Linked DNA regions of Homo sapiens: region 1 is linked to region 2. Evidence: read pairs that join two places in POLR2A ChIA-PET (ENCODE). Cell type or tissue: Caco-2. All regions are shown on one strand. Each heading gives the region's core, and the rest is flanking DNA. Links, peaks and the distances in the headings are about the cores only.

Region 1 (4,385 bases), core at 65-4,064, 110 kb after region 2:
GTGACCCTGGAAGGACTTCCCCTCCCAGAGCTGTCCAATTCCTGGAGAAAGTGAACAGGTCACCGGAGAGCATGCCTTTCAAATGCAAGCCAATCCCTCCAGAAACCCTACCCCCAGCAGCCTATTTTATTAGACTTTCATAATCTTGGTCACTACCTACCTGCCATAGTCACCCCAGAGCCAGGAACCAGACAACTAAGGGACAGCCCCTATACCTCCAGAGCCTGCTGAAATTATTCAAACGAGCCAATCCTAAACCCACTTACCCTGCCTTGCTTATTTTTTCCTGGGGAAACCACAGTAAAGGCGCTGGCCCATGTTTCCCCACCTCCCCTGCCTCCTGCCCCACCCTAGTGCTGCCTCGTGCAGCCCTGCGTGGTGTGCCATGCTTCCTGTTTTAGGCATCTGTGGACATCATCAACTTCTTCCTTCGTGACAGTCGTTTCCGTGTCTGTGTGTCTTACCAGCCTCGATTAAAACAGATTCCGGGTACCCTTAATGAAGTCTACTCTTTCTGTCTGGGTCTGAGGCAGGTCACTGTGCTCTCCCAGCTACAGCCTCCTCTTCCATGAAATGGGGACAGGGACATCCAGTGGTTGTGAAGATTGAGTAGGTAACAGAAGTGACTTCCCAACAAAAGAAGCCCCTCCCAAGTCCCTCCTTATCTGGCCTGCGTTGTTATTTTAAATGACATTTATTTGCGTTTGAAACAACTTATTGGCCAGGCGCGGTGGCTCATGCCTGTAATCCCAGCACTTTGGGAGGCCGAGGCAGACAGATCACAAGGTCGGGAGATCGAGACTATCCTGGCTAACAGGGTGAAACCCCGTCTTTACTAAAAATACAAAAAATTAGCCAGGTGTGGTGGTCGGTGCCTGTAGTCCCAGCTACTCAGGAGGCTGAGGCAGGAGAATGGTGTGAACCCGGGAGGCAGAGCTTGCAGTGAGCCAAGATGGTGCCACTGCACTCCAGCCTGGGCGGCAGTGCAAGACTCTGTCTCAAAAAACAAAAAACAAAAAACAAAAAACGTATTTATTTATCTCTTTGCCCACTTCTCTCTACTAGAAAGAAGGCTTTTGTTCATTGCTGGGCACTTAGGACCTAGAACAGTGTTTGGCACATAGTAGGTGCTCATTTAACAGTCAGTATGACATGCTCATGAATGTGGCTGGCATTTAGATGTGCATTTATTTTATTTTATTTTGAGACAAGGTCTTGCCCTGTCCCCCAGGCTTGAGTGCAGTGGAACAATCATATCTCCCTGCAGCCTCTACTTCCCAGGCTCAAGTGATCCTCCCACCTCAGCCTCCCAAGTAGCTAAGACTACAGGGTTGCACCACCACACCTGGCTAAGTTTTGTTTTTTTATTTTTATTTATTTATTTATTTTTTTGAGACGGAATCTCGCTCTGTTGCCCAGGCTGGCGTGCAGCGGCACGATCTCGGCTCACTGCAACCTCTGCCTCCTGGGTTCAAACGTTTCTCCTGTCTCGGCCTCCCGAGTGGCTGGGACTACAGGTACATGCCACCATGCTGGCTAATTTTTGTATTTTTAGTAAAGACGGGATTTCACCGTGTTAGCCAGGATGGTCTTGATCTCCTGACCCCGTGATCCGCCTGCCTCGGCCTCCCCAAGTGCTGGGATTACAGGCGTGAGCCACTGCGCCTGGCCTATTTTTTTAATTTTTAGTAGAGACGAAGTCTTGATATGTTGCCCAGGCTGGTCTCAAATTCCAGAGCTCAAGCGATGCTCCTACCTCACCCTCCCAAAGTGTTGCGATTACAAGCATGAACCACTGTGCCTGGCCCATTTCTTTCTTTTTTTCTTTAAGACAGAATCTCGTTCTGTTGCCTAGGCTGGAGTGGTGCAATCATGGCTCACTGCAACCACTGCCTCCTGGGCGGTGCCTCCTCTTACCTCAACCTCCTGAGTAATTGGAACCATGTGCACGAGCCACCACATGTGGCTAATTTTTGAATTTTTTTGTAGAGACAGGTTCTCACTATGTTGCCCAGGCTGGCCTTGAACTCCCGGGCCCAAGCAATCCTCCTGCTTCGGCCTCTCAAAGTGCTGGGATTACAGGTGTGAGCCACTGGCCCAGGCCTAAATGTACATTCTTATTGCTGTCCTTCCGTCTTAGTCTTTTGGGATCTCCTCGTGTTAACTTGTGTGCATTCGGGCCCTTTACAGATTGGAAGCCGTTCGGGGAGGTTCTTATCACTTTTGCTGGCCTATAAAGTGTCCTACTTGTGCACAGGCCCTCAGAACACTTTGTAAACATTAACTTTGTAAATAGCATGCTTTGTGTGCAGCAGCTGGGGCAGGATTTGCTGAAATAAGATGGTTCTGAATAAGGCCAAACCTGTTCTGGAAGGGAGTGGGAGGTTTAAGCACAGAGACCTCAGAGGCCACTGGGCCATTTGCCCAGGGATGTCCAGCCAGCGGCTTAGGGTGGCAGAGATTCCTGGAAGACCGCCCCTCCCTGCACCCCAGGAACGCCTCCCTTTGCCGGGCAGCCCCTGCCCTGGAGTGAGTATTGTTTTGCTCCTTTGGCAGAACTTCCTGGATCAAGTTAAGAAAGTTCGTCTGGCTGCCAGAAGGTTTCTTGTGTGGATTTATTGAGCCCCCACTGAGCAGAGGCGTCGAGGCTGTGAGTTGTAAGACACTAACACTCATTCATTCAGTGGATCCTTTTGAGCATCCCCTCTGATCCAGGTGCTGGAGATACAGGGGCAAGGAGACCAACGAGGGAACAGTGACTCTCACAGAGGAGGTACTTGGCTCAGCATAGACAGCACAGGGTCTGCGGGAGCCAGAAAGGAGGGCTGAGTTCAGACAGGCTTCTTGGAGGAGTCATGCTTCTGTTTATACCCAGGAGTCTTTAAGTTGAAGTTTATAAAACCTCAACTCAAACAGGCTTAAGCCTTAAAGAGAATGCATTGGATCACAGAATGAGTAAAGCCAGGAGTAGGTGGCTTCAGGCACAACTGGATCAAGGGGCTTAAATGAAAATTCCATCTCTTGGTTCTGTCTTTCTCAGTGGGTTGACCTCATTTCCTCCAACAACAGGTAGGATTCCCCCGACTTGGTTTAAAAGATAAGAACTGAAGCTCTCAGCTCACATTCTTCTTCTTCCTTTTTTTTTCTTTTCTTTTTTTTTTTGATTTGCTCTGTCACTCAGGCTTGAGGGTAGTGGTGTGATCTCAGCTCACTGCAACCTCCACTTCCCAGGTTCAAGCGATTCTCGTGCCTCAGCCTCCCAAGAAGCTGGGATTACAGGCATGCGCCACCATGCTTGCCTATTACTATTATTATTATTATTATTTTTAGTAGAGATGGGGTTTCGCCATGGTGGCTAAGTGGTCTCAAACTCTTGACCTCAAGTGATGTACCTGCCTCAGCCTCCCAAAGTGCTGAGATTACAGGCATGAGCCACCACTCCCAGCCTTTCTCTTTCCATTTTTTTGCTTACTTAACTAACACTTACTGAGTGGTGAACAAGAAAATGTGCAACAGTTTATCCTACAGATAAACTTACCTATGTGCCAAAGACACAAGAACGTTCATTATAACATTGTTGCCGGGCGCGGTGGCTCACGCCTGTAATCCCAGCACTTTGGGAGGCTGAGGCAGGTGGATCACGAGGTCAGGAGATCGAGACCATCCTGGCTAACCCAGTGAAACCCTGTCTCTACTAAAAAAATACAAAAAATCAGCCAGGCATGGGGGCGGGTGCCTGTAGTCCCAGCTACTCGGGAGGCTGAGGCAGGAGAATGGCATGAACCCGGGAGGCGGAGCTTGCAGTGAGCAGAGATTGCGCCGCTGCACTCCAGCCTGGGCAACAGAGCAAGAGTCCATCTCAAAAAAAAAAAAAAATCGTTTATACTAATCAGGGACTGGAAATAGCTTAAATATCCACCAACAAGGGACTGGTTATATAAATAATGAACTGTAGTGTCCCCATACACCATAGGCTGGACAGCCTTTACAGAGAATGAGTTAGAGCTACATCAATGCTTCTCACCAGGGGGTGACTTTACTGCCCCAGGGGACATTTGGCAACATCTAAAGACATTCTTCACTGTCACAACTTAGCAGGGTGCTACTGGCATCTAGTGGGTAGAAGCCAGGGATGCTCCTCAATATCTTACAGTGCACAGAACAGACCCACAACACAGAATTATCCAGACAAGGATAAGCACCAGATTTGTACTTATAATACAGAAATCTCTAAGATATGTTAATTTTTTAAGAAACACAGTAGAAAAATCATAAATATACTAGATGACCATTTGTGCAAAACAAGAATCGTATCTCTATATGGGTGTATATATGTGTAGAACACTCTGGAAGAATAAATAAGAACATGGGGAGCTGTGTCTTCT
Region 2 (4,385 bases), core at 307-4,306:
AGGCCCCGATTTGCAGAGTGGCCTTATTGCGGGGGTGTCTCTGGGGGTGTACCACCTGCAGGGTTTTTCCTGCACCCTTTGAAAGGAGTTTCTCCTGGATGAATGAGGATTCTTCAAGCTACTTCACATAAACAATGCAGCAGATAAAGGTTTGCCTTCAGATAAGGATGTGCTAAGGAAGATGGGGGAGAAGGTAAGGGGTATCTAGAAATGTCTCCGCCAACCTTGAAGGTAAAAGTCACATTGGTCCTGCCTTCAGACACCCCAGGACCCAGATGAAATTAATTACATCCCCACCCCTGATCCCTGGCCTCTCATTCCCCAGTTGTAGGCATCCAGGTGACCATGAGCTCCATCCATGGAGAACTGAAGGGTCCTCGAACTATCCAGAAGGCAGGACTCAAAAAAGGGGAATGAATTCCCCAAGACGGAATCTCCAAACGGGGTGGTGGCGGCTGGAGAAGGGGAAATGTTTTGGACGAACTGCAGCAGAAGGCTGACCTTGCAATCCTTAGGAAAACGGAGTAAAATGGGAGAAAGATTCTATTGGGTTTTGTTTTGAGACGGAGTCTCACTCTGTTGCCAGGCTGGAGTGCAGTGGTGCGATCTTGGCTCACTGTAACCTCTGCCTCCTAGGTTCAAGTGATTTTCCTGCCTCAGCCTCCCAAGTAGCTGGGATTACAGACATGTGTCACCACGCCTGGCTAACTCTTATATTTTTAGTAGAGACGGGGTTTCACCATGTTGGCCAGGCTGGTCTCGAACTCCTGACCTCAGGTGATCCACCCGCCTCAGCCTCCCAAAGTGCTGGGATTACAGGTGTGAGCCACTGTGCCCGGCCTCTATTGGGTTTTGACATTGTCAAATTATCTTCTATACTGAGAGATTAAATTCAAATTCCCTTTCCTTGAATAACCTTTCTAATGGGCCGGGCATGGTGGCTCATGCCTGTAATCCCTGCACTTCGGGAGGCCGAGATGGGAGGATTGCTTGAGGCCAGGAGTTCATGATAAGCCTGGTTAACATAGAGAGGCCCTATCTCTATCTAAAGAAAAAAAATCCTTTCTACTGACCAGAGACACTTCTTTGGAGACCTTCATTTGGGGCCTAGACACTTAATAACAGTAATGACACCATGGGAAAAGAGCTGTCCAATCAACAACTGGGAATGGGGTAGTTTGGCCTGCAGAGCGGGAAAATCATAGGCAGATGCAACAGACCGCTGAATGCAGAGGTCTGCAAACTGTTTTCATAAAGGGCCAGACAGTAAAAATATTTCCAGCTTTCTAGGCCTTATACTTTCTCTAGCAGTCACTTAACCCTGCTGTTTTAGCTTGAGAGTAGCCAGAAACAATATGTAAACCAATGAGCATGGCTGTATTCCAATAAAACTTTAAAGAAAGGTCAAGGGCTGGATTTAGCCCTTGGGCCATAGTTTGCCAACCCCTGGCTTAGCAGACCAGCCTCAATTGCTCAAACTCCTTTCCCTGTGTTGTTCTTTATTTTAGAGGCTAAGTGCTAGAAAAGCTGGAATCTTCTTCTAAATGCTCCTAAATGCAGGTTGCAGAAAAACCATGAAAGGCCACCTTCAGAGAAGGACATTGACCAAGTAGAAGCAACAGGAATTTGGATTTCTATCCGTACAACAGATGCTCAGAAATGACAATTGTATGCTCTTCCCATTGTCCCTCAATGGAAGGCTGGGTGTTTTAATTAGCTAATGTTGGCAAATTGCTTTGAAGAAAATTGTAAAATGTTTCATCCTACAAGTGCCAAGAGTCTTAATTAGCTTTCCTTAAAGATACCACCTGGAAATGTGATATTGTGTTGCTTGAGGTCCAAGCGTGCAAGAATAACCTGCAGATGAAAAACCGGTTTTTAAGCAAACATCACCGAATAAATGGATCTCTGCATCGACGTCACATTTTCTTCCTCCGGCTGAATCTGATTCCCAGCAGCTGGGGTATTAAACCCCACAAATGGAGGTTGTGGTGGTGGTGGTGGTGGTTTTATTCTGCGAGAGCCTGGTGACAACGGGGGCATGAAACAAATTAACCCATCTATTTGTTGCCGCCGCCGTTGCCTTTAGGATTTTTAGCCTGTGCACTGGAGGCCCGGCTCTGGCGTGTCAAGGTTACAGAGAAGAGGAGGCTGGCAGCCACTCAATCATACAGCAGGGCTGGCTCTCAGATAACCCGGTCGGGGAGAGATGTGTGCATGCTCTGTCGCTCTTAACAGCTGGATAATGAATTTGCACTCCAACACTCTTGTTTCTTGTGGTGGCAGCCACGACAGCAGCAGCATCTGATCTGTGTCACTGTCAGAAGCAAGTGAGATGTAGTTAATATGGACCTTAGCCACTGAGATGCATTGATTTGGAATCTCTGGCCTCTGACAAAGTCCCCGCTAAGTTGGTGGGGCCAGGCCCCGTGTGAGAGGAGGTGGCAGGGTTTAGGGGGAATCAGGGGTCAGGATTCCTCAGTCTTGGCACTAGTGACATTCGGGGCTGGGTGACTGTGGTGGGGGCTGTCCTGGGCACTGCAGGACGTTCAGCAGCATCCCTGACCTCTCCACCCCCTAGATGCCGGTAGGAGCCAGCATCCCCAGCTATGACAACCCCGAATGTCTCCAGACATGGCCTAGTCTCCAGTGTCCTCTGGGGGGCACAATCGCCACTAGTTGAGAGCCACTGGCTTAGGGTTAGAAGCAGGGCTTGGAGTCCCTTTTGTCAAGGACACACCTGGAGCAGGGACCTCATGGAAAGTCAGCTCCAAGGTGGCTCTTGATTTCTGTCTCGCACCCTCAACTAATCCCTCAGCAAATCCCTTCTAGAAGCTACAGCCTGGATGGCGCAGTCTTTTTTTTTTTTTTTTTTTTTTTTTTGAGACAGAGTCTTGCTCTGTCATCCAGGCTGGAATGCAGTGGCATGATCTCGGCTCCCTGCTCCCTCCACCTCCCGGGTTCAAGTGATTCTCCTGCCTCAGCCTCCTGAGCAGCTGGGATTACAGGCACCTGCCACCACGCCCAGCTAATTTTTGTATTTTTAGTAGAGACAGGGTTTCAGAATGTTGGCCAGGCTGGTCTCGATCTCCTGACCTCAAGTGATTCGCCCGCCTTGGCCTCCCAAAGTGCTGGGATTACAGGCGTGAGCCATTGCGCCCGGTCCTGGATGACACATTCTGATCCAGACCACACCTTACCACCCTGGGGCTCCTCTTCCCCTTCCAGCCCCTACATTTCTTGCCTAGGTGACCCAGCATCCTCCCACCTAGTCCCCAGCTCCTCTCGGCTCCTCCTAGGCTGTTCTCCTTGCAGCAGCCAAAGGAACCCTTTGGAAGCTTAAGTGAGAGCATCTCTGGCCCTGCTGGGACCCCCAGGCTCCATCACACTTAGGCTGAAACCCCCAGATCTCTCCCTCGAGGCGTGCATGCTCCCACCTGCAGTGAGGGCGCCTCCTCCAACCCCATCCCCTCTGCCTGAGACCTTCCGTCCACAGACATCCTTCATCTGCTCTGGGTCCTTGCTCAAGTGTCCCTCACCGGAGGCCTTCCCTGACCCCTGCCTTGAACAGCAGTCCTCTGTCTTCCCTAGCCCAGGAGTTATCAGCCTGGGCACCAGTGACATTTAGGTCTGGATAATTCTTTGTTGCGGGGGCTGCCCTGTGTGTTGAAGGGTGTTTAGCAGCCCCCCTGGCCCCTACATTCCAGCACCTCCCTCCCCAGATGATGACAACCAAAAGTATCTCTAGACATTTCGAGATGTTCCCTGGGGGGCAACATCGCCCTGATTGAAAACCACTGCTCTATTCCTCCCGCTTTCGTTTCCCTCACGGCACTCTCTGATATCCTGATATCCTCCCGGTTTGGTTGTTTGCTTGTCTTGCTCCCTGGAATGCAAGCTTTGCAAAAGCAGGGACTTAGGTTTGATTCTTGCTCTATCTCCAGGGCTTGAACTAGAGCTTGGCACATTGTAGGTGCTCAATAAATGTGTTGTGTTGAAGGCATGAACTTCGTACTTTTGAACAACCAGGGGAGGTGATGGGGTCATGGAGTTGGGGCAAGACTGGCCTACAGAATGTGCTTTGCTGGTTATAGATGTCTGCTTTCTGCGAGTTCTTACAAATACAGAGAAAATTTCAGGAAACCTCCAGGAAACCTCATCCAGGAACTGCTCTAAGAAATGCTCTGGGGCTGGACACAGTGGCTTACGCCTGTAATCCCAGCACTTTGAGAAGCCGAGGCGGGTAGATCACTTGAGGTCAGGGGTTCAAGACCAGTCTGGCCAAAATGGGGAAACCCCATTTCTACTAAAAATATAAAATATTAGCCAGGCATGGTGGTGTGTGCCTATAATCCCAGGTACTCGGGAGGCTGAGGCAGGAGAAT

What was found. Peaks named below come from ENCODE experiments on the same cell type or tissue, not always from the same donor. Only the 100,000 strongest peaks of a DNase experiment are listed, where the experiment ranks them.
Region 1: POLR2A ChIA-PET joins it to region 2 with 15 read pairs; 2 of 35 experiments call an interaction of 5 or more read pairs at or near these places.

What each region holds. Positions count from the first base shown.
Region 1 is chr12:116,590,439-116,594,823 of GRCh38, reverse strand. No RefSeq gene overlaps it. Among named protein-coding and RNA genes, the nearest start is that of MAP1LC3B2, 33 kb to the right of the region's middle. In Caco-2, for the core only: no CTCF peak of the experiment used is centred there; DNase peaks (open chromatin) are centred at 2,263 and 4,063.
Region 2 is chr12:116,695,787-116,700,171 of GRCh38, reverse strand. It overlaps LINC03088 (long intergenic non-protein coding RNA 3088), which reads right to left. Exons shown (of 2, transcript XR_007063473.1): 2 at 1,993-2,317. Among named protein-coding and RNA genes, the nearest start is that of LINC03088, 36 kb to the right of the region's middle. In Caco-2, for the core only: a CTCF peak has its summit at 2,651 (motif pointing right); a DNase peak (open chromatin) is centred at 2,671.